Regions from separate parts of the Homo sapiens genome. Here region 2 is linked to region 1. The links are chromatin loops, found by intact Hi-C in ENCODE. Cell type or tissue: dorsolateral prefrontal cortex. All regions are shown on one strand. Region 1 has its middle 81 kb from the start of PREP. Region 2 overlaps ATG5 (autophagy related 5).

Region 1 (5,000 bases):
ATAGGGGGTGTGAGTGGTCTCCCTTTATTTCTGGAATGCTTGCTTTCTTCGGAAATCATGAAGACATCTTTATTTGAAGCCTTGTTCATCCTTTAAATTGACTCGCAGATTTGCTATTATCTAGAGCGTCTTGAAAGGTGTTGTGCGTATCTGACAAATGGCCTCATTATTCATTAACTTTCACTTTGATATACATATTTTTTAAGTTTTTTTCTCTTTTCTTGCTTTTAAAAATTGGATGTGTCAAACATGCCCCGACTGCTTTAGCACTGTCTATCTGTCTGGTGAAGGAGTGCTGGAAAATTCACATTTAAACAGCATCTCCACAAGTTCTTAATGATGTGCTGAAAGGCAGCTGGCCCAAGTCCAAGTCTGGGGTTTCACTGCTCAGGAAGGTCAGTTTAGTCCTAAGGGGAAGGAAAGAAAAAAAAAAAAAAACCCAAAAGACCCAAAACCAACTATAATCTGTATATCCCGTAAAAGAAAAATTACAAATTCTGATGTAATACTTAAAATTATTATTTCTTAATTCCAAAGTAACTGCTTTTATGACCAGCAAACTCCCAATGGTTAAAATTATTAGCTCAAGACATTTTGCTTTAGTTTAGACAAAAACCTCTAAGTGGCCTACTTTCATTTTCAGTTGGTTGAACAGTTTGTGGTTATATTTGAAATACTTTTTAAAAATGGTCTTGGGTAGGGAGTCAAATTAAAAAACCAAAAAATGCCAAACCTCAGTTTTTGAAAACTGTTTTCCTGAAGACCTGTCTAATCATTCCAATAAGGACACAAAGACATCGACCAATCACATAAATTCCTTATAGTCTCAAAAGCAACAGAAGGCCCCCCCCCCCACTCCCCTCCTCCAATGCAGGCAAGTTTTACATTATTTCTTAGATTAGCTACACATCTTGTTTTTCATGAATTTTAAAAACACATTTATGCCTCTCTGAGGCAGGAAGAATGGGAGTTAACAGCTCAGAAGGAAAATCATAGTGACATTGGACCACATGCCATCTGACGAGGGGATTACTTATAGATGATGTGTGTTCTCTAGTTATCCCTCAAACTCCCCTTGGACGATTAACTGTCTGGTTGGGAGGTGAAGGCTAAGACAGACAGATTAATAAACAGCTTTTCTTCACAACCAAGTCATTTGTTGAATAAAATCTATGGGAAAGCTGATGCCATAAAAGAAGTTAGATAGCATCACCATGGCATTATCGCCCTGGTTATCCCTGAACTCTGGAGACTTAATAATCTTCAAATAAGTAGTATTTAAACAAATCCCCTTTCAAAAGAAATGAAAAACTGGAGAGTTTATTTAATAACCACCACAAACATGAAGTGGTATAAAAAACTCTGCTTTCATGATTTAATTTTGATAACAACCAAATGTGCTGAGTAAGTCTTCAAGTCCCAAAGTTCAGCATTTTTTTTTTCTATTTTCCACTGCTTAATCTATTAAGAAAAACTAACAAAAATGATTGCTGCTGCTTTTGGATCTTTGAGCGTAATTCATCTTGTTTGTTTAATGCACGGTGAAGAAAGCTGGTTAATGGAGGTTAATCAGCTTGGAACCTGCTCAAGGACAGCACGTTGAGGTTTGAGAAGGGTGCCCTATGCCATCACAGCAGTGCAAAATGCAACAAAAAACGTCTTGCAGCTCTCTGTTCAAAGAGTCATTGCATGATAAAAGAGAAGGCTACAGTCTGACTCATGATGTACTGAAATAATCTGATATCTCTGTTTGGCTTCTCTAAGAGCAGAATTTCATGGAGTCTGGGATCATTCTGAGGGGCATCCATTAAAATGTGAGTGTGAGTTTTGCTTTTTTTTTGGTCTGTGTGCAGATTTCTATACAGTTATATTCCTTATTCTTCTTTTGGGTTACAGGCCCCTTTGAGAATCTGATAAAAGCTATAAAATCCAGAAGAATGCACACACACAGAAGTTACACATCTTGTTAGGGAGCTCCACCAAGTCCCTGAAGCCTGTCTGTGAACCCCCTGTTGCACGTACAGACAAGACCTTGTCTGATTGATGAATTCATCTTGCATTTTTATAACCTTTCCAGGCTGCCTGCATTTTATTGGTGCTTTTTGGCAAGGGAGCCAAGACTCCTAAAAAAATCTACAAGCATGAGATTCCTTGAAATGGAGAGGTAACAAACAAAGAAAGGAACAAAGTTAAAAGCCCGAGAACCCCTAAGATTTCATTCCTTCAGGAAAATCTGTGTCATAAATCACTTCTCCAGGTGTCTATATTTGACTCTTAGTTGTTTGTGTGGGAGTCCTTCCCTTCACTTTGCTGCCTCCACCTGCTTTCTCCCTTCCTTCTCACCGACCCCAGCACAGGCACAGTGTTACCTGTTCTGTTCTGTTCTGCACCAGTGGGACAATGTTGCCAACTGCCTTCTCATCTAATTTGTGAAACCAGGTCTCTTTCCTCCAACATATACAATCTTGTGTCACAGGATATCTTCCTCTTTCTTTGGAAAAGATATCTTCAAGAAGATAAGTTCTGAACTCAATAAATATTTTCCTTTCTCAAACTAGTGATAGATATAGCCCATTGACTCATTTCAAATGCCAGAGATTGCACTTGTTTTCATCAGTACGAGTTTGCCCTTTATGCCTGTGAGGAGCTAAGTATAAGCCAGTTTCACACACCCCTCCCCTTTTAATTCAGCGCCTTGTCCATATCTCCACACCCCAAAATGAGCAGTGTCTGTACGATCTTACTGGCTCTTAACCTGAGGAAGAGAGACCTGTGGTCATCTCCTATTTAAATGTTTTCTCTTTAAGTGCAGTTTTCCAATATTCCACTAGTTGGGGCTCTATACAAAGGAAAGAAAAAGAAGGGGTTCCTGCAGAATTATTTACTAAGAAAACACAATATATGATACCGCTAAACTATTTTCTGAGGCCCTGGAAATAAGCGCGTTAATTTAATTTTTGTTCCTATATACCAACCATGAAGTTGTATTATATCGCTATATCAGACGTGCTTGCTTTGCTTACATTGGTTAGAGAAGTAAAACCAAGATTATCGCTTTTGATATGATTTGCAGGTAACCAGCTTACCCATTGCGTAGTTATTACAAAATATGAAATTATAAAGTGCGCAATGGAACATTTGCTACGCAAGTGGTAAGACCATCTTCTTTGTAAGATTTTTCTAGGACAGTCATCTTTTAAACCCTTGTTGTTTGATTGAAAGTCTTTCCAGTCTTGAGAATTTGATTTCTGTGTCAGCCTAGGACCAGAGTTTGGACAAGATGATCTAATATCGGTTCCCTCATGAACCGCTGGGAAACTGACTTGGTCCATGCTAACATTTGCTTCTCTCTCTCAGCTTTTACTTACTTTGTGTCAGGTTGAAAGATTACCTCGGACAGTCACAAATAATCCAAGTCTCCCAGTGCTTTGCTTACCCTTGCTTGTTGTAGGTTTGTTTATCCTGTCTTTCTCCACCTCCCCGGAGATCCTTTGGCAAATCTGATAAACAATTCCTTTTTCTTGCTCAAGGCAGAAAGTCCAATCGAATACAATGGGAGGCCAGACTTGGCTGAAATGCAGGCTGCAGGTGTTCTCAGCATTGTGGTCATCTAAACCAGATGCTGGGGGAGTTGAAGCACCTGCTTCCCTTCTCTGTGTACACTCCGGAGACTACCACTCCTGGGTAGGCTGGGCCAGAGAACCAGGCTGAAGTGAGCGACGTACATACTGCAGCATCCTTTTGACAGATAAAATGAGTTGCTCTAGAAACAATTTCTCAAAATTCCCCTTTAAGTCCTCAAACACATACAGGTTGATCTGCTATTCTCTCTCTCCCTTCCCTGATATGACACCACTATTCCTTCAACACACACACACACACATACACACACACACCTGACAACAGAGCCTGCTTCAAGCAGATACTCAGAGACTCAGAGGCAACTTTATTTTTCCCCGGATTATCTAGGAAGAAAAGACTGGCTGTGGACAAGATGGTGATGACTTTTATGGTTCCGATAACAATGAGACAGATGCCAAAAGGCTTGCATAGCCTCAAATTTTATGAACATTTCTATAGGTGTCATAAATCTCTGAACAATCCAGAGAGAACATTAAATCTTCTATCTTGAATGTTGAAGATTAATAAGAGTTCAGGGGAGAAATTGGTCCTGAGGCAAGGTGACTATGTTATAAGCAGCTGCAGAGGTTGGCTCTGGTATTTTCATTAAGATGATTCTAAGTTGTATTATTTCAGCTCTAAATGTTAATAACACATTGACAGCAGGCCTGTGCATGTGTAGCCAAACCCTTAGTTGTATACCTGCACGAGTCAAGTTCCGTCCTTCTGTTAATATTTTTTAAAATTTTTATTTAAACAAATATTTAATTGTTTTGTAGGGACAGGGTCATGCTGTGCTGCCCAGGCTGGTCTTGAACTCCTGGCCTCAAGTGATCCTCTTGTCTCAACCTCCCAAAGTGCTGGGACTACAGGCATGAGCCACCGCACCTGACTCCTGCTATGACTATTTCTATTCTGATTTCAGTGTTTCTTTTTACCGCAAATACTCTTCTGGGACAGAGATAATGCTTTGCATTGATACAGAGGGATATATTTTATCTGTATATCTTTGCCCTCTGTTCTAAAAGTCAGCTGAGAAAGTTTTTGTCTTGAGGATTGAAGCCCCGACCCTGCTCCGCTCTGGAGGTTTCCATGCAAACATAGGCAGTGAGGGCCTAGGCCCAGGCCCCTTGAAGGGGAGGTATATCCTGGACCTCAGTCCTTCCCAGCACCCCATCTCCTCCCTCCAAGGGAAACTTGTCTCTTACCTGAGCCTCTATTGATATCAGAGCTTGAGGAAGCCCTTTAAATTTGCTCCCTGTATCTCTGTAATGCACAGACACATTCTTGTTGCTACACGCCCAGACCAACTCTACATTCAAAATAATAATTTTTCAAAGGAGAGACCTGGGGTAGGTTTGTGATGTTAAAAGATAAAA
Region 2 (5,000 bases), 820 kb after region 1:
ACCTAGCTGGATACCAAAATTCGCAGATGCTTAAACCCTTATATTAAATGGCATAGTATTTGCATATAACCTACACACATTCTCCCGTATACTTTAAATTATTGCTAGATTACTTATAATACCTATTACAATGTAAGTGCTACGTAAATAGTTGTTATACCATATTGGACTTTTTGTGATTTCATTTTTATTGTTGTATTATTATTAGTTATTGCTTTTTTCCCCCAAATATTTTCAATCCATGGTTGGTTGAATCCATGGATGCAGAACCCATGGATACAGAACACCAACTCTTATCCAGAACTGTATTTTCTGTGTAAATAAGAGGACCCAACTAGCTAAAGACTCAGTGTATTGCCCTATAGAAAATGACTGCATAAGAACAGTATTAGGTCTATTTTTACACTTTGTTCTTTTTCTTCTTTACATTGCTCTAGTCTTCCATATTCAATTCTCGAAATGAATATATTTTAATATTTCTTTGCTTTTTGTTTTTTATTCATTACTCCATTTATGTGTGTGTGTATGTTTGTGCATGTGTGCACATTGGCACATGGTGTAGCAATAATGGATATTCTCAGAAGGGACATGATTCTAGTATAAATATCTGTACTCAGATAGCAAACTAATACAAGTATTCTAAAATCAGCACTGAAAGAATTTTCCCCATACTGGAGAACTACTGCCCAAGTTCATGTCACTAAAATAAATGCCTCCTATTCGGAAAGTTGCTGCATTCTGATTCACTGGAAACGGGATTACATTTCATTGTAACTGCAAGCATGTAACTACAAATGCAAACCAAAGTAATTTGATGATTGCTGTGAATACTGACTTACTCTATATGTAGGACAAACACAAACAACTATAGAGTAGCAATGTGTTTCACAGCTTTCTAAGCCCATTCTTATATATGAAAAAGTTCAAAAATAATGAAGGGATACCACATATATAAAATCTATGTAAGTCACATTTCAAAAATCTAGTTTACAGAATACATTGTTAACTCCTTTATGCCTAGTTTTCCATTATTGGAACGCTAAGCTTGTGGGAGTTATGTAAACTGTTCAAGGTCACTGACAAGGTCTGATTTTTCACACACAAAAAATTTTAATCTCCTGCATAAATGGGTTAAGTTCCAGAAATTCACAACCTTAAAAAGACTGGAAATAAGACAGAAGAATCTGTTAGCATTTATGATTAAAATGTTAAATGTTTTTTAAAAAATTATACACAGGTTTTCACTAAAGCATTTTGCTAAAATCTACTTTTGAAATCACAAAGAGTATTAAATTCTGAGTCATTCTATCATGTCTATGTTTAAGATCAACATCAATACAGCCATGGGACATTTAACAACATGGATATGTTCCGAGAAATGCATTGTTAAGCAATTTCATTCGCTGTTCAAACATCACAGTGTACTTACACAAACCTAGATGCCATAGCCTACTACGTACCTAGGCTACATGGTGTAGCCTAATGTTCCTAGGCTATAATCCTGTACATCATGTTACTACACTGAATACTCTAGACAACTGTAACACAATGATAAGTATGTATGCATCTAAACACAGAAAGGATACTATAAAAATACAGATTATCATCTTCTGGGACCACCATCCTAAATGCGGTCCATCATTGACCAAAATCATGTAGCCCAAGAGTATGTATTTTTTTTTACAATTCAAAAAGTAATTTCAACTTCTTCCTTTTACCACCTGTCCTGAAAGTCAATTTGCAGAGAAAAATTTCCCATTAAAGTTATTTATTTTACAGTTGACAAAATGAGAAGCTTGTTCTAAATTTCGTGCTTGAAGGTCTAAGATCTAAACCAAAATTAGGGTTTACTTACAAAGTATTCTTCGGAAGGACCAAGAACTGGTCTCTTAACATAATTCTAATATAAAACTAACAAATATAAAATGTGAACACCAGTTGTGGTAATAAGAAACTTCACCCCTTAAAATACAATGTTAGAGCACCCTCTGCTGACTAACATCTCAGTCTGAAGAAAGAGACTCTATTTTGAGTTAGGCCAGCACTTTCCATTTCCCATGTAATTTTTAAAAGCTAAAGATGCAAAGATAAAGCTCTAATCAGACATAACCTCCTTGTAAGCTCTCTACAAATCGACAACAACAAATGTATTGAGTATTCATTATAAGTATACCACTGTTCTTAAATTTTTTTAATTCTAATTTGGACAAATTGATATAAGCAATTAGAGAGAACAGATAAGATGGGAGAAAAATTTTTAAACAAAATGTTAGCAGGTGTGGTAAAAAGAGCCCTGAACTGATACTCTCAAAATCTGGGTCCTAACTTATTTGAACAAGTTACCTTACTTATTTGAGTCTCGGTTTTCCAAATAAAAGCAAGGGGCAAATTTAGATTCATTCATTCATTCATTCACTGAACAAACATTTACTTATCCCCTCCTATATGCTGCTGGTTTAAGTACAAAGAAAAATGATCCAAAATCTGAACCTTTTTTAACACTGACATGATGCTCAAAGGAACTGCTGCTTATTGAAGCATTTCGCATTTCAGATTTTCAGATTTGGAATACTGTAAGTATATAATACAAACATTCCAAAATCTGAAAAAATCTGAAATCTGAAAGACTCTGGTCCCAACCATTTTGGATAAAGGATACTTAACCCATATTAACTCACTTAATTCTTGAAACAAAGTTACGAAGTACAAGGTACCATTATCATTGCTGTTTTACAGACAAGAAAACTGAGATACAAAAAGGTCAAATAACTTGCCCAAGGTTATACCGCTAGTAAGTGATGAAGCTGGGATTTGAAATCTGGTTTCTGACTCCAGAGTCAGCATCCTTAATAACCATTATGTTACAATACACAGTTATAACATGACAAGAATATAGGAAGTACACACGTAGTGTAGAGATGGCACAAACGTAGAAATGATCACTTTGGGCTAAAAAGAACCACAAAAAAGGTCATAGTTAAGCTAGATGTTAGAAGTATGAGCTACAGGAGGGAATATATGAATGAATAATTAATTACAACCAAAACAAAGGATGCTGGAAAGAGCAAAAAAGATTTATCAAATTAGATGAGCAAAGAAACGGAAGCCCAAAACATTATCCCACATTCATTAAAACAAGTAGCTTAGTACACCTGGAAAGACCTGGAAAGAAGTGGGATCATGGACAACCTTTACACACACATCATGCTTTAGTGTTTGGCTTTATACTGTAGATGATGGTAAGTCAGAATAGGGTTCTTGAGGACAATAACAATGTTAGATCTGCATTTCAGAAAGAAAAATTATGGCACTGGGGAAGATAAACTAAAAGTAATAGTATTAAAAGCAGGAAGACAAATTAAGAGGCCACTAAAACAATCCATGTGAGAAATCAGATGGGCCTGAATCCCGAAAAACAAAGCAGGGAGTTTAAGGCATACTTAGAAGCCAGAATCACAATCTAGAGGCTAGATGATGAGGGAATCAAGAGTGGAGACGAACATCAACAAATTTAAAAGATCCAAAATTACAGTGAGCTCTTTTTTTACTACAATAGAATCAAACTAGAAATCAATAATGAAAAGATAACAGAAAAACCACTAAATGTGGAAATTAAACACATTTCTAAAAAAAACTAAGATTCCAAAAGAAAGCCTCAAAAGAAAATTTTAAAAATACACAGACCCGAATGAAAACAAAAACAGAACATATCAAAATTTATGGTCTATACTAAAGCCTGGCTGAAATAGATATTTGTAACACTAAATGCTTGTACAACATTGTGAATGTAATTAACACTACCATGGTTAAGATGGTAAATTTTGTTACATGCATTTTACTACAATTTAAAAAAGAAATTAAGGTAAGAGCTCAAAAAAATAACCTAAGTCCCTTTTCAAGAAACTAGAAAAAAATAATAAAACCAAAGGAGCAGAAGGAATAAGATTATTAAAAACAAAAAACAGAAACCAACAAAATTGGAAATTTTAAAAAGGAGAGAAAAATCCATGAACCACAACACTGGCTCTTCAAAAAAATAAGTAAAATTGGTAAACCTCTAACAAAGCTGACAAAAATGAAGACAACACTACAGATCCTAAAGTCATTCACAGACAAGGAAATACTATAAACAACTCTATGTTCATAAATTAACAACTTAGAAAAAACAAACCAACTCCCCAAAACCCATAAACTACCAACACTCAATGAAGAGGAAATAGGCAAGCTGAGTAGATCTATATATATCAAAGAAATTGAATTGGTAATTAACATGCTCCCCAAAAAGAAATCTCCAGACCCAAGTGGTTTCACTAAAGATATCTATCAAACACTTAAAGAATTGACAGCATTTTTACACGACCTTTTCCAGAAAATACATCAGAACAGAACACTTTCGAACTCAGTTTATAAAGCCCGTATAACCCTAATGCTAAATCAGACAATAGAAAAAACAGAAAACTACAATCCCTCTTATGAACATAAGACACAAAAATCCTCAACGAAATATTATTTGGCAAACTGAATCCAACAATGTATAAAACTTATTACATTCCGTGACCAAATAAGATTTATTAAATGTATACAAGGTTGGTCCAACATCAAAAATCCATAAATGTCATCTATTATAGCAACCAGCTAAGGAAGAAAAGTGATACAATCATATAATTAGCACAGAAAAGGCATCTGACAAAATCCAACATCTATTCATGACAATTGTGAAAGACTAATACATTCCCCATAAAATTAAGAACACCAGAAGATGTCCACTCTCACCACTCTTATCCAACACAGTACTAGAAGTTCTAGCTACTCCAATAAGGAAAAAAAAAAAAAGAAGAAAAGAAATAAAAGGCCTACAGATTGGAAAAATTATATAATTTCTATTTGCAGATGTCAAGACTGTTTACATAGAAAACCCCAAAGGATCTACCAAAAAAACACCTAGAACTAGTGTGTGAGTTCAGCAAGGTTGCAGAACACAAAAATCAATAACATTTTCC

What was found. A loop is a pair of places that touch in the nucleus more often than their neighbours do. Peaks named below come from ENCODE experiments on the same cell type or tissue, not always from the same donor. Only the 100,000 strongest peaks of a DNase experiment are listed, where the experiment ranks them.
Region 2: a loop joins it to region 1, with 4 times the contacts of the local background. A loop is called at or near these places in 58 of 110 quality-filtered maps.

What each region holds. Positions count from the first base shown.
Region 1 is chr6:105,482,051-105,487,050 of GRCh38, forward strand. No RefSeq gene overlaps it. Among named protein-coding and RNA genes, the nearest start is that of PREP, 81 kb to the left of the region's middle. In dorsolateral prefrontal cortex, CTCF peaks have their summits at 2,830 and 3,030; a DNase peak (open chromatin) is centred at 368; H3K4me3 peaks cover 239 bases.
Region 2 is chr6:106,299,155-106,304,154 of GRCh38, forward strand. The region is part of intron 3 of ATG5 (autophagy related 5); the gene reads right to left. Among named protein-coding and RNA genes, the nearest start is that of ATG5, 24 kb to the right of the region's middle. In dorsolateral prefrontal cortex, CTCF peaks have their summits at 2,015 (motif pointing left) and 2,219; no DNase peak of the experiment used is centred here.